2 separate regions of the Homo sapiens genome follow, and region 2 is linked to region 1. Evidence: read pairs that join two places in POLR2A ChIA-PET (ENCODE). Cell type or tissue: OCI-LY7. All regions are shown on one strand. Links, peaks and the distances in the headings refer to the core of each region. The heading gives the core; the rest is flanking DNA.

What was found. ChIA-PET counts read pairs that join two places held together with the same protein. Peaks named below come from ENCODE experiments on the same cell type or tissue, not always from the same donor. Only the 100,000 strongest peaks of a DNase experiment are listed, where the experiment ranks them.
Region 2: POLR2A ChIA-PET joins it to region 1 with 6 read pairs; 3 of 35 experiments call an interaction of 5 or more read pairs at or near these places.

What each region holds. Positions count from the first base shown.
Region 1 is chr18:23,507,968-23,515,912 of GRCh38, forward strand. It overlaps RMC1 (regulator of MON1-CCZ1), which reads left to right. Exons shown (of 20, transcript NM_013326.5): 4 at 18-74; 5 at 1,226-1,312; 6 at 7,889-7,945. It also overlaps a transcript of NPC1 not described here. Among named protein-coding and RNA genes, the nearest start is that of RMC1, 8.4 kb to the left of the region's middle. In OCI-LY7, for the core only: no CTCF peak of the experiment used is centred there; no DNase peak of the experiment used is centred there.
Region 2 is chr18:23,418,906-23,426,850 of GRCh38, forward strand. SLC35D4 (solute carrier family 35 member D4) reads right to left here. Exons shown (of 15, transcript NM_032933.6): 3 at 2,462-2,539. Among named protein-coding and RNA genes, the nearest start is that of SLC35D4, 15 kb to the right of the region's middle. RefSeq lists an enhancer at 4,157-4,296. In OCI-LY7, for the core only: a CTCF peak has its summit at 4,475 (motif pointing right); DNase peaks (open chromatin) are centred at 4,066 and 4,386; H3K4me3 peaks cover 1,813 bases; H3K27ac peaks cover 2,462 bases.

The DNA.
Region 1 (7,945 bases), core at 3,485-5,984:
TGTGTTTTTCCTTTCAGGATTTTTGTAATTTTATCCCTGATAATTCCCAGCTGGAATACACACAGGAGTGCAAGGTATGACCCCAGGCCCTTTCTCAGCTGCTGGTGTCAGTGGTGTTGAGCTGGGTTATGTAGTGGAGAGCGGGGCATTGGGGTCGCAGGGAGCACAGACTTGAAGTCAGACTGTCCCTCATGTTGATTCCCAAACTGGAGTCAGGCGGGGTGTTTGCTTTGTGACACTGAACAGTTTTCTAAGTTTGAAAGCTTGTTCCTTTGGAGGGGGAGGGTTCAATGGATGATGCGTGGTGAACACCCAGTAGTGCTAGCCCTTGGGGCTGTCGTCTGTCTTGCCCTTTTTCTCCTCACTGGGCTGACAGCACATCTGGGTCTGGGCCCTGGGATGCCTCACAGCCACCTGGAGTGGAGGTTTCTGGTGAGGAGTTTCTTTTTCTGTTTCCTGAAGTTTCCTTTCCTCAATTTGTTGTCTTTGTCTTGTCCTTACTCTTTCTTTCTTCTCCTAGGTGTTGATTCTAATCCACATTAATGAGATTTGCTGGGTGTAGTAAACTAGGCTAGAGGGAGCTGAGCTAAAATTGGCAGTGTGGCACCTTGGGCGCTGACAGAAGCTGCTAGTGGTTGGGGTAGGGCTTTCTGCATTTTTGTGACTGTTTTGCTCAATGGAGTTCAGGGCGGACTCTTTGGTGAGGAGAGGTGCATCCCCACCACTGTCCTGCCTGCCCTGCAGTGGCCCCGTGTGAAGAGACCCTCAGCCCGGCCCTTCTCAAACCTGTCTGCCCTCAAGCGAGTCGGGTGTGTGTCTCAGGGTCCTCAACCCATTTTAGTCAACACTCACTAAAGACCCTTAGGCCTTTGTACATTTTTAATAACCATTTTTATAACGTGGGTGACTAAGAATGTTGGCAGTATGGTGATTCCTGCAGGTAGAAGCTGCTGTCTGTGAGCTCTGGTCAGTTACTTTTCTACAAAACACAGACTTCTCCTGTTCTGTTTAGTAGAAGGAATTAGGATTCAGGTTCTTGAATGAAGAGTTATGGGCAAAAATCAGGGAACATTGTATTTAAAAGAAAATTTGTTTTGTTAATTAGTAAACATTCCGGGGAACGTTCATTAAAGAATGACAAACTGCAGAGTTTGTGAAGCTTTTGAAGAGAGTTATATGTGTTTTTTCTTATTAATTAAAAATATTTTTAAAAAATTTTTCTTAGACTAAGAATGCCAACATTCTAGGATTCTGCTGGACTAGTTCAACTGAAATTGTCTTCATAACAGATCAAGGAATCGAATTTTACCAGGTATTATGTTTATCATTTATGTTTGTTGGTTAAAGTTCAGTGATAGCATTCTGGCAGCCTTTTGAATTCAGTACTGAATATATATATATATATTTTAAACATTTTCTAGAGATGGAGTCTTGCTCTGTTGCCCAGGCTGCAGTGCAGTGGCACCATCATGGCTCACTGTAATCTCAAACTCCTGGGCTCAAGCAATCCTCCTGCCTCAGTCTCCTGAGTAGGTGGGACTACAGGCATGTACCACCATGCCTGGCTAATTTTTCTTTTTATTATTTTATTTTATTTTATTTTATTTTTGAGACGGAGTTTCGCTCTTGTTGCCCAGGCTGGTGGAGTGCAATGGCGCGATCTCGGCTCACCGCAACCTCCGCCTCCCAGGTTCAAGCGATTCTCCTGTCTCAGCCTCGTGAGTAGATGGGATTACAGGCATGCATCACCATGCCCGGGTAATTTTGTATTTTTAGTAGAGACGGGATTTCTCCATGTTGAGACTGGTCTCGAACTCCCGACCTCAGGTGATCCACCCGCCTCGGCCTCCCAAAGTGCTGGGATTACAGGCGTGAGCCACTGCGCCCGGCCCTGGCTAATTTTTAAACTTTTTTGTAGAGACGAAGTCTTGCTATGTTGCCCAGGCTGGTGTCAAACTCCTAACCTCAACTCCTGCCTTGGCCACTCAGCTTTAGTCTCTTGCTGGGGATTTTATTCTTTTTTTTTTTTTTTATAATTGCAAGTAATAAATTAAAAAAAAAAAAAAGAAAAGAAAAAGGGCTTGGTGGCCCATGCCTGTAATTCCAGCTCTTTGGAAGGCCAAGGTGGGTGGATGGCTTGAGTCCAGGAGTCTGAGACCAGCCAGGCCAACATGATGAAATCCCATCTCTATAAAAAATACAAAATGTTAGTCAGGCATGGTGGTGTGCGCCTGTAGTCCCAGCTACTTGGGAGGCTGAAGTGGGAGGATTGCTTGAGCCTGGGAGGCAGGAGGTTGCAGTGAGCCAAGATCACAGCACTGCACTCCAGCCTGGATGACAGTGAGACCCCATCTCAAAAAAAAAAACAAAAACACAACAACATTAAAAAGTGGGCAAAGGCCAGGTACAGTGGCTCACACCTGTAATCCCAGCACTTTGGGAGACCGAGGTGGGCAGATCACCTGAGGTCAGGAGTTCGAGACCAGCATGGCCAACATGACGAAACCCTGTCTCTATTAAAAATACAAAAATTAGCCAGGTTGGTGGCAGGCACCTGTAATCCCAGCTACTAGGGAGGCTGAGGCCAGGGAATTGCTTGAACCTGGAAGGCGGAGCTTGTAGTGAGCTGAGATGGTGCCACTGCACTCCAGCCTGGGCAACAGAGCGAGACTCCGTCTCAAAAAAAAAAAAGTGGGCAAAGGACATGAGCAGACACTTTTTAAAAGAAGACACACATGCGACCAACAAACATAAAAGAGCTCAACATCACTGATCATTAGAGAAATGCAAATCAAAACCACAATGAGAAACTATCTCACACTAGTCAGCATAGCCATTATAAAAAAGTCAAAGAATAACAGATACTGGCAAGGTTGTGGAGAAAAGGGAACCCTTATGCACTATTGCTGGGAGTGTAAATTAGTTCAACCTTTGTGGAAAACAGTATGGCGATTCCTCAGAGAGCTAAAAGCAGAACTACTGTTTGACCTAGCAGCCCCATTACTGGGTGTAATATGCAGAGGAATATAAATTATTCTACCATAAAGGCACATGCACGTGAATGTTCATTGCAGCACTGTTCACAATGGCAAAGACATGGAATCATCCTAAATGCCCATCAGTGACAGATTGGATAAAGAAAATGTGGTACATATATACCATGGAATACTATGCAGCCATAAAAATGAACAAGATCATGTCTTTTGTGGGAACATGGATGGAGCTGGAGGCCATCATCCTTAGCAAACTAACACAGGAACAGAAAACCAAATACCACATGATCTCACTTCTAAGTGGGAGCTAAATGTAAGTTATGAATGCAAAGAAGGAAACAACAGACACGGGGGGCTACTTGAGCAGGGGAGGGTGGGAGGAGGGAGAGGAGCAGAAAAGATAACTATTGGGTACTGGACTTAATACCTGGGTGATGAAATAATCTGTACCACAAACCCCGTGACATGAGTTTACGTATGTAACAAACCTTCACATCTATCCCTGAACCTAAAAGTTAAAACAAAAAACATTCAAACATTGCAAGATATGTAATATGGAAAGCAAATGTTCCCTATAATCCCGATAAATAATTATTATGAACAGTTTGGTGCATATTCCTCTATTTTTAAAAATAAATACAAACTTCTTTTTAACAAAAAGGGGAATGTTGTATATAAACTTTTGCAGCTAGCTTTTTTTTTTTTTGTCCAAAGTGTATCTTGGACATCTTTCTATATTTTATTCTGACTGGGTAGTATTCCACTGTATGGATGGACTGCAGTTTAAAAATTTTCTTGTTATTGGACATTGGCTGGTTTTCCATTTTTTTGTGATTACAAATAACCCTTCAGTAACATGCTTGTACACACTTCTTTATATTAGAGGGAGAGTTGCAGTATAGGTACGAACATCTGAAAAGCTGAACCAGTATCGCCAAATTTCTTCTAGACATGTGTATTTTCACTAGCAATATAGGAACTTCTGCTTTTCATACCTTTAGGAGGACTGGATATTATCAGTCTATAGACATTTGCCAACCTGAGAGGTAGAAAGACTTTTTTTTTTTTTTTTTTTTCTGAGACAGAGTCTCACTCCGTCGCCCAGGCTGGAGTGCAATGGTGCGATCTCGGCTCACGGCAACCTCCACCTCCTGGGTTCAAGCAATTCTCCTGCCTCAGCCTCCCAAGTAGCTGGGTCTACAGGCGCCCAGCACCACGCCTGGCTAATTTTTGTATTTTTAGAAGAGGTGGGGTTTCACCATGTTGGCCAGGCTGGTCTTGAACCCCTGGCCTCAAATAATCCACCTATCTCGGCCCCCTAAAGTGCTGGGATTACAGGCGTGAGCCACCATGCCTGGCCGAAAGACATTTTAATTTGCATTTTACATTACTAGGGAAGTAAGCATCTTTTCATTTGTATATTGTCCATTTGTATTTTGTTAACTTCCTCTTAAAATTTTTTTATTTTGTAATAATTATTTTGAGACAGGATCTCTGTCACCCAGGCTGGAGTACAGTGGCACAATCACGGCTCACTGCAGCCTCGACCTCCTAGCCTCACGTAGTCCTCCCACCTCAGCTTCCTGAGTAGCTGGAACTACAGGTGTGTGCCAGCACGCCCAACTTAATTTTTTTTTCCTTTTTTTTTTTTTGTAGAGATGAGGTCTTGCTGTGTTGCCTAGACTGGTCTTGAACTCCTAGGTTCAAGCCATTCTTCTGCCTTGGCCTCCCAGAGTGCTGGGATTTATGGGCATGAGCCACTGTGTGTGGTCAAAAATATTTTTTTTACTGTGGTAAAAAAACATACAACATTTATTATCTTAACTGTTTTTAAGTGTTCAGTTCAGTAGTGTTAAGTATATTCATTCACATTGTTATGAAATAGCTCCAGAACTTTTTTCATCTTGTGAAACCAAAACTATCCAGTAAACAACTCCCCTTATCCCTTCCCTGCAGCCCCAGCAATCTCTATTTTACTTTCTGTTTCTATGAATTTGACTCCTTTTTTTTTAAGATGGAGTCTTGCTCTGTTGCCCAGGCTGGAGTGCAGTGGCGTGATCTCAGCTCACTGCAACCTCTGTCTCCTGGGTTCAGGCGATTCTCCTGTCTCAGCTTCCTGAATAGCTGGGATTACAGGTGTGCGCCACCACGCCTGGCTAATTTTTGTATTTTTGGTAGAGATGGGATTTCACCATGTTGGCCAAGCTGGTCTTGAACTCCTGACTTCAGGTGATCCACTCACCTCAGCCTCCCAAAGTGCTGGGATTACAGGCGTGAGCCACTGTGTCCGGCCGAATTTGATTACCTTTTATACTTCATATAAGTGAAATTATACAGTATTTGTCCCTTTGTGACTGGCTTATTTCATCTACCATAATTTCCTACAGGTTCCCCCATGCCATAGCATGTGATAGGGTTTCCTTTTTAAGACTGATAATACCGCACTGAGCGTATACACCACATTTTGCTTATCCATTCATCTGTTGAGGGACATTTGGGTTGCTTCTGCCTCTTGGCCATTGTGAATAGTGCTGCTGTCAATACAGGTATGCAGATACCGCTTCAAGATCCCGTTTTCAGTTCTTTTAGATTTATACCCAGAGTGAGATTGCTGGAGCAGATGGTAGTTCTGTTTCTGAATATTTTAGGGAACCGCTATACTGTTTTCCATAGCAGTTACACCATTTTGCAATCCCTCCAAGTGTACAAGGGTCCCAGTTTCTCCATATCCTCACCAACACTTGCTGTTTTGTTTTGTTTTGTTTTTGATACTAGCCATCTTAATTGTGGTTTTGATTTGCGCTCTTTGTTGATTAGTGATGTTGAGCACTTTTGTGTGTGTGTTTTGGCCACTTTGTGTATCATCTTTGGAGAAATGACTAATTCGGGTCATTGTGCCTATTTTTAAAATCAAATTACTATTATTTGTTGAATTGTAGTTCTTTATATATTCTGATATTAACACCTTCTTAGAGATACAATTTGCAAGTATTTTCTCCGAATCCGGAGGTTGCCTTTCCACTCTGTGGATTGTGTCCTTTGATGTACCTGCCTGTTTCTTTTCATCTGTTCCAGCTTCCTGACCTATTAAGCATGCTTCTGAGATCTCTAAGGGGAACTAATTTAGAGGGTGTTAAGAGTTCTTTCAGGTTTTAATTTTGTTGACCTAATGAAAGTCATATAATTTAGAATGTATGGTTAGAGAAAATACACCTGTGTGTTAATGCCATGGTGCTTTGCTGTAAGGCCATCATCGAAATCTTAGTAATGACTGGCTGGGCACGGTGGCTCATGCCTGTAATCCTAGCACTTTGGGAGGCCGAGGTGGGCGATCATCTGAGGTCAGGAGTTCGAGACCAGCCTGGCCGCCATGGCGAAACCCCGTCTCTATTAAACTCCATCTTTACTAAGTGCCGTCTCTACTGTCTCAAAATAAAAATACAAAAATTAGCTGGGTGTGGTGGTGGGCGCCTATAATCCCAGTTACTTGGGAGGCTGAGGCAGAAGAATCCCTTGAACGTGGGAGGTGGAGGTTGCGGTGAGCCGAGATTGTGCCACTGCACTCCAGCCTGGGCAACAAGAGTGAAACTCCGTCTCAAAAAAAAAAAAAATTTGTAATGACCAATAGGAGAACTTTAAACAAACTTTAGACAAATTCCATACACACAGAAATAGAATTTTGTACATGTGATTGCATGGGAAGGATGGCTTGCTTTCTGGGGGAGTTCCCTATGGTAATCATTTAAAAGTCTGTCTTTCTGTTCTCTGCAGTGGGAAAGTATACCTTAAGGTTACCTAGATGGCTTCAGATCTTCAAGAAAAAAGTTAAAAAGAAAGAAGACTCTAGCACATCCTAATTATTATAGTTCTTAAGAAGCTTACGGCTCCTGCCCCTGACTTGCGCAGCAGTTCTTCAGTGCAGTGTACCATGAGCATTAATGTCTTGGGGGCTCTGTACAGTGTTCTGTAATATCGGAATATTTAGGGTACATTGAAAATGTGCCTGGATTATAAAGTACTGCATTTGTATGGAGTCTTATGAACACATCTGCTAGAAGAAGGGAGCTCCTCCCAGGCCCAGTGTAGACTGGAGTCGAGGTGGAGGCCAAGCAGAAGGCAGATCTGCCATGGTCTGGGAGGTGGCCGAGTTAACACATGGGGTCCTGGAGGTGTCAGTTTCTTTTGGCCGTTTCCTGGATGAGGAGAAATTTGTTGTAAATTGCTCTTAGGTGTATCCATGTGCTCCACATGCCCAGGCATGTGGAGGCACAGATAAGGATTTTGGAGGGAAACAGCCTACCCAGGCTATAATTGCTTTGTTAAGGGGCAGGTTCCCTAATCCACTCTTGGAGCCTTGTTTCTCATCTGGCTAATAGGGCCAGTGATGCCTGCCTCTCAGTCGTGGCAAAGAGTAAATGAGTTAGGAGGCTCTGTAAAGCACCAAGCATAGGGCTGGTTAAGTAGTAGCTGTAATAAGTACAAGTGAGAATGTTCATTTCACTTAGTGGGTTTCTTCTGCTTTTTATTCTCAGAGCGCACTGTAAGGATCTTCTGACAGTTTGCTGTTATTGATTTATTTATTAATTGAGACTGAATCTCGCTCTGTCACTCACGCTGGAGTGTGATGGTGCAATCTTGACTCACTGCAACCTCTGCCTCCTGGGTTCATTCAAGCAATTCTTGTGCCTCAGCCTTCTGAGTAGCTGGAATTACAGGCATGTGCCACCACGCCTGGCTAATTTTTGTATTTTTAGTAGAGATGGGGTTTTACCATTTTGTCCAGGCTGGTCTCGAACTCCTGACCTCAGGTGATCCGCCCACCTTAGCCTCCCAAAGTGCTGGGATTAGTTTGCCGTTTTTTAAATGAAGATCCTGTTTCTTAAACTCTGCTTCAGGTATTACCAGAGAAACGGAGTCTGAAACTCTTGAAGAGCCACAATCTCAATGTGAAT
Region 2 (7,945 bases), core at 2,917-5,416, 90 kb before region 1:
GCTGAGGCAGGAGAATGGCATGAACCCGGGAGACGGAGCTTGCAGTGAGCTGAGATCGCGCCACTGCACTCCAGCCTGGGTGACAGAGCGAGACTCTGTCTCAAAAACCAAAAAAAAGAAAAAAAAAATTAAGCAGTTAATCTGATTAACGGAGAAACTGGGCAGAGTCATCACAAGGTGAATGACTTAGCCTGCTCATTCAGCTGGGATGTTTACTTTATTCATATTAACCTTAGCTTAGTTTTCTTTTCACTTTGTGCATCATTTCAGGATAGGAAGGATGTTCTCAAAGAGTTAGGAGGATATCTAGGTGAGGCAGGAGTAGATAACCAGTTCAGATTATAGTTTTGGCTAGATAATGTCATGGTCTTTAAAATTTCTTTTTTTTCTTTTTTTTCTTTTTTGAGACGGAGTTTCGCTCTTACAACCCAGGCTGGAGTGCAGTGGCGCAATCTTGGCTCACTGCAACCTCCGCCTCCTGGGTTCAAGCGATTCTCCTGCCTCAGCCTTTCAAGTAGCTGGGATTACAGGTATGTGCCACCACGCCCAGCTAATTGTGTATTTTTAGTAGAGACAGGGTTTCACCATATTGGTCAGGCTGGTCTCGAACTCCTGACCTCAAGTGATCCACCTGTCTCGGCCTCCCAAAGTGCTGGGATAACAGGCATGAGCACTGTGCCTGGCCTAAATTTCTTTTAAACATATTTAAAAGGCTGTTTTAATAGAATCATAACAACTAATGTAATGTGTGATCTGGATTGGACCTCGTACTAGAATTTTGGAGTAGAGGGCTACAAAGCATACCATCGAGATAACTGGCAAAATACGGTCTTTAAATGAGATAACAGTATTGTATCAATGTTAATATCTCCAGATTTTGATAATTTTACTGCAGTCCTCTAAGAAAATGTCCTTGCTCTTAGGAAATACACCCTAAAGAATTCAGAAGTAAAGAAAAGAGACATTTCCTGTCAAATCTACAACTTACTTTCAAAAAGTTCAGGGAAAAAAAGTTTATATATTTATATACGTATGTATGCATATACATATATACATATATACATGTACAGTACATCAAGACAAAATGATAGGGAAAGCATGGTAAAATAAGGGAATCGCCGGGCACAGTGGTTCATGCCTGTAATCCCAGCACTTTGGGAGGCCAAGGTGGATGGATCACCTGAGGTCGGGAGTTCAAGACCAGCCTGACCAACACGGAGAAACCCCGTCTCTACTAAAAATACAAAATTAGCCAGGCGTGGTGGCGCATGCCTGTAATCCCAGCTACTCAAGAGGCTGAGGCAGGAGAATTGCTTGAACCCAGGAGGCAGAAGTTGCAGTGACCTGAGATTGCGCCATTGCACTCCAGCCTGGGCAACAAGAGCGAAACTCCATCTCAAAATAATAATAATAATAATGAAATCTGAGTAATGGGTAGGGGAGTTCATTGTATTATTCTAACTTTTCTATAGGTAGGAATTTTTTTTGAGGCAGGGTCTCTGCTGTGTCTCAGGCTAGAGTGCTGTGGTGCAATCACAGCAAACTGCAGCCTTGACCTCCCAGGCTGAGGTGATCCTCCCACCTCAGTCTCCCAAGTAGCAGGAAACACAGGCATGCACCACACCTGGCTAATATTTTTCTTATTATTTTTGTAGAGGTGGGGTCTCCCTATGTTGTCCAGGCTGGTCTCAAACTCTTGGGTTCAAGTGATCTTCCTGCCTTGGTTTCCCAAAGTGCTGGGATTACAGGCATGAGCCACCATGCCCAGCCAGAAATAATTTAAAATAAGAAATTTACTAAAAAAAAATTTTAAGCTAATATAATTTCATTCATCATATCCTATGATCTAAAACAAAGCAAAATTAATTTGACATTATAAAATATATATCTCAATTAACTTTTTTCCCCACACTACATCAATGTATCAGTTAATACTATATTAGTGGCATTATTACCCAGGAAAATACTATTTGAATTTTATCTGAAAATAAAATCACTAAACCTCACGGTTAGAAGGGAACTAAGAGATCAAACAAATCAAACAAACCTCTGTTTTGGCTGGGCATGGTGGCTCACGCCTGTAATCCTAGCATTTTGGGAGGTCAAGGCAGGTGGATCACTTGAGGTCAGGAGTTCGAGACCAGCCTGGCCAACATGGTGAAACCCCGTCTCTACTAAAAATACAAAAATTAGCCGGGCATGGTGGTGTACGCCTGTAATCCCAGCTACTTAGGAGGCTGAGGCATGAGAATTGCTTGAACCTGGGAAGCAGAGGTTGCAGCGAGCCAAGATCATGCCACTGCACCCTAGCCTGGGAGACAGTGAGACTCTGTCTCAAAAATAAATAAATAAGTAAATAAATAAACCTCTGTGCTTCCAGTGTAACACCATATGAAATTATATAATATCAAAAGCAAGCAGAGTGTGAATCATGCATGAGTCCAGCATAGAGAGGTTATACCTTGAACTGCTGTTGATCTCTACCCAGCCCAGTTTCCAGGACACATGAAGCAAAAGTCCACCAATGAGCGTCTGCCACCTGGAAAGGACAAGGGGCAATGTGAATTTCATAGAGTGCTACAGTCTCCAACACCATCCAGCCCCAGCAGATCTGCTGACTGACACAAAGAGACAAGTTCAACTCTATTTACTACTCTTTTCTCCTACTCTCTCCCAATTATCCCATTTCTCAGACCTTTCCTTCTCAATCTCTACTATTTCCTTGAGTCCAGCTGTCCAGCAAGTACTGACATTGACATTCTTCTCCTCTTTTTTTTTTTTTTTTTTTTGAGACGGAGTTTCGCTCCGTCGCCCAGGCTGGAGTGCAATGTTGCAATCTCGGCTCACTGCAACCTCCGCATCCCAGGTTCAAGCGATTCTCCTGCCTCTGCCTCCTGAGTAGCTGGGATTACAGGTGCGTGCCACCATGCCTGGCTAATTTTTTTGTATTTTTAGTAGAGACAGGGTTTTACCCTGTTAGCCAGGGTGGTCTCAATCTCCTGACCTCATGATCCTCCTGCCTTGGCCTCCCAAAGTGCTGGCATTATAGGCTTGAGCCACCATGCCTGGCCTCTTCTCCTCTTATTCTAGACTTTTCCTGAACAGCCTCACTCATAGCCACTGCTTCTCCCACTGCCTCTACATTGATGATTCCCAAATCCCCGTTCTCACTTGGATACTGCCACAATATCTCCCACAATATCTCCCACAAGCTCTCAATGATTATTATTATTGTTTTTATTCATAGATTTGGGGGTATATATGCTGGTTTGTTACATGGATATAGTGAGTAATGGTGAGGTTTGGGCTTCCAGTGTCCATCAACTGAATAGTATACCTTGTGCCCAATAGATACCGTTTCAACCCTCAGCCCCCTCCCATCCTCCCTACCAAGCTCCCAGTGATAACATGCCTAAATCATTACCCCGAACCTCTCCCTCAAATCATCCTCCCTATCCCCAATCAGCCAAACCAGAAACTTAGGTGGCATTCCACCTCACCTCTTTGGCCTTCACCTCCCTCGTCTAAGCACAATATCCTATTGATTTTATTTATCCCCATAACAGCATTCAAATCTGAAGTCTTCCCCACCAACCCTCCTGCCTCTGTCTCAATTCAGGCTCTCATCATCTCATGCCTGGCTCACAGCATTAGTCCCTTAACTGGTCCCCCTCTCTCCAAGGTTGCCCCCCATCCATTCTTTACTTTGCAGTCAAAGCGTTTGTCCTAAAATGCAAATTTAATTGAGCTACTCGCTTGTTTTAAAAACAGATGATTCTTCCTGCTGCCACAGGCAGCAACCCTCAGCCTCTTTTCTGTCAACAACACATTCGGGGTCATGAAGCTCACCTGAGACACACAGCCCCCAGCATGCACAGTGCAGGGGCAGCACAGGTCACAAACACCCCTCCCCCCCCCAATGCAGAAAGCACATCAGAATGCCAAATGAGTGAGAGGGACAGCTGCTTGCTCTAATTGCTTTTTCATTTTACTTGAGTCATTCATAAATGTCAAAACCCTGTTTTTCATGATAAATGACTTGAGACACCACACCTCAGAAGTGACTATGACCACAACCCACCCATGTGTTGCGACACTACAGTTGAGAACTCTGGCCTAAAGGACAAGTCACTTGGGTGTGACACATAAAGTCCTTCGGGACTTGCACCCGCCCCTCTCCACGGTCAGCTCCTGTCTGTCTGCTATGTGCAGCCACATTCCAGCCACAGCAGATGGCCCACAGCCTTGGGAACATGCCAGGCCATGTCATACTTCTAGGAGTCTGGTTGTGCCATCCTCTTGCCCCATAATGTTCTTCCCATCTCTTTGTCTGTAGTGAACACCTGCTCAGCCTATAACACCCAGTTTGCACATATCCTGTGTGAAGTTTCACTGACCCAGCCAAGCAGAACACACCAAATGTGGGTCCTGCCTTCAAACAGTTTGGTCCAGTACAGTGATTCTCAACCAGGCAATCTTCCCCTCCAGGGGGCATTTGGCAGTGTCTAGAGAAATGTTTGGTTGTTACAACCGGGGGAGAGGAGCGGAAGGTATGCCACTGGAATCTAGCCAGTAGAAGCCAGGGATGCTGCTGAACATCCTACAATGTGCAGGGCAGTCCCCGCTGCAAAGAATTATCCAACTCAATATGTCAGTGGCTGGAATGTCATTCCAAGGTTGAGAAACCCCGGTCTAGTGAAAGTAAGGTAATTAATCAATAATTACAAGAAACTGTGTGAAGCCCTAAAAGGAAGTGTACCAGGTACTATAAGCCACTCTACTGAGGGCAACTAACCTAGTCTAGTGAGTGGGTAAGACTTCCTAGAGAAAATAAATTTGAGCAAAAACCCAAAGTGTGTTCAAAGCAGAAGACCCAGAAGGGACAAAGGCCCAGAAGTGAGAACAACAATGGCTTGATTCAAAGCTTCTTGGAGAAGTTCATTTGGTCTGGACCCCAGCACCGGAGCACTGGAGAGGGGGCAGCAAGGGCTGACCCTAGAGAGAAGGGGCTGATCCTGAAGGACCACGTCAATCATAAGGAGCTGGGACTTCAAACTGGGGACTCACTGAAGGGTTCCAGGCATGGGAGTGACACGTCGCATTTACATTTGGGGAAGCTCCCTCTCTTTACAAGGGAGGGAATGTTACTGAGAGAAGCAAGACTAGGGGTAAAGAAGTAAGTTAGGAGTTTTTATAGTAATTGGAGAGATGACAATGGCCCAGAAAGGGGCAAGATGGATGAAGAAAGTGGACAGATGCTGAAGATGTCTAGGAGGCCCTGGTGGCTAACTGGATGTTGAAGATGAAGGAGACAAAGGAAACAAGAATCACTCCCAGGTTCTGAGTTGTGCAGTTAAATGGAGGGTAACCATTCACTGCAGGTGAATTTAAGCAACAGATGGAATTTAAAAAGCAAGCTCCATGAGGGCAGGGATCTGTTTCCTTCACTGATGTACCCCAGGCATCTGCAGAATACGTTACTCTGCCCTACCAGACACCAAGCATTGTTCTAGGCACTTGGAATACTCCAGTGACAAAATGGGTAAGTCAAAATTCCTGCCTTTGTAGATCTTACATTCTATGGGGGAGGTGCATTCAGTCTGTCTCATCCAACCAAGGACAGGGAAAAGAATGGCAATCCAAGCGTAGAGATTACCCTTTCCTATGCACATTCGCTAAGTCCCTCTACCTTTAGAGATGTGGAAAGACAACCAGAACCAAAAAAACGCTTGCTACTCTGTAAGAGAGAAACCAGTATCCCAGCTTTATTGACTAAAATACCCGTAATCACAGAAGACACTTTAAAACTTTTGCTATGAGGCTGGGCACAGTGGCTCACACCTGTAATCCTGGGAGGATCGCTTGAGGCCAGGAGTTCAAAGCTGCAGAGAGCTATGGAGTACATGCCACTGTACTCCAGCCTGGGTGACAGAGAGGGAGCCTGCCTCTACAAAAACAAACAAACACGTTTGCTATGAAATATTAGGGAGGAGCTTGACAAAGTATTTTAAAGTTCACCTGAAATAACAAAGTGGTGATAATATAATAAACATTTTTTTAAAAGAAGAATGAGGGATGGCTTGCTCTACTACATATTTAAATGGTTTAATAATTAAAACAATTCAGCACTAGTCCCTTAACATCAAAATTGACAAATACTTACCCAAAAAGAGACCCTAGAAAAATGACTTTATTATTTTTTATCTTTTATTTTTGGGACAGTCTCGCACTGTTGCCCAGATTGGAGTGCAGTGGCATGATCTCAGTTCATTGCAACCTCCACTTCCTGGGTTCAAGCAATTTGCGTGTTTCAGCCTCCCAAGTAGTAGGGACTACAGGTGCTCACCATCACACCTGGCTAATTTTTGTATTTTTAGTAGAGACAGGGTTTCATGATGTTGGCCAAGCTGGTCTCAAACTCCTGGCCTCAAGAGATCCTCCCACCTTGGCCTCCCAAAGTGCTGAGATTACAGGTGTGAGCCACTGTGCCCAGCCAAAAAAATGACTTTATACAGATGCTCTTCAACTTAGAATGGGGTTATATCCCAACAAATTGATCATACATTGAAAATGTCATAACTGAAAGAGCATTGAATACACATAACCTACTGAACACCAGAGCTTGGCCTCGCCTACCACAAACATGTTCAGAACATTTATATTAGTGTGGCTGGCTGAGAGCTGCAGCTCACCACTTGCTGCTACTGCCCAGCATCAGGAGAGAGTATTGTAGGGCATATCTGCCTGGGAAAGAGCAAAACTCAAAAGCTGAAGTATGGTTTCTACTGAAAGCATATTGCTTTCACACCATTGTACAGTCAAACAATTGTAAGTCCAACCGTCGTTAAGTTGGGACAGTCTGTATATGATATTAACAATCATATACAGATTATTATACCTTTGGACATAAGGCCAAAGGAAGGATTATACAATAAATGAGGCTAGTATAAATTAGTTAACTACTGGGGAAGGGACAATTTCCTTACATTGCACCATACACTAAATTAAACTGACAACAATTAAAGCTTGAATAAAGCTTTAAGGAAATACAGGTGAATATCTAAATGATGATTATGCCTTTGGGCATAAGGCAAAAGGAAGGATTATAGAATAAATGAGGCCAGTATAAATTAGTTAACTACTGGGGAAGGGACAATTTCCTCACATTGCACCATACACTAAATTAAACTGACAAGGATTAAAACTTGAATAAAGCTTTAATGAAATATAGGTGAATATCTAAATGGTTTTATGATGGAGAAGAAAAAAACATAAAAGCAATGGAAGCAATCATGAAAGAAACAATCAATATATTTGACCACATAAAAAATATTTAAATAATCAAAATAATTATAAACAAATTAAAAGGCAAAGAACAAATTGCAAAAATTATTTCCAAAAACATGATGGACAACAGGTTGAGCTCCTTAAAATATAAAGAATTTATTAAATTCCTATACACCAATAACAGACAAAAAGAGAGCCAAATCATGAGTGAATTCCCATTCACAATTGCTTCAAAGAGAATAAAATACCTAGGAATCCAACTTACAAGGGATGTGAAGGACCTCTCCAAGGAGAACTACAAACCACTGCTCAACAAAATAGAAGAGAACACAAACAAATGGAAGAATATTCCACGCTCATGGATAGGAAGAATCAATGTCGTGAAAATGGCCATACAGCCCAAGGTAATTTATAGATTCAATGCCATCCCCATCAAGCTACCAATGACTTTCTTCACAGAATTGGAAAAAACTACTTTAAAGTTCATATGGAACCAAAAAAGATCCCACATTGCCAAGACAATCCTAAGCAAAAAGAACAAAGCTGGAGGCATCATGCTACCTGACTTCAAACTATACTACAAGGCTACAGTAACCAAAACAGCATGGTACTTGTACAAAAACAGATATATAGACCAATGGAACAGAACAGAGCCCCC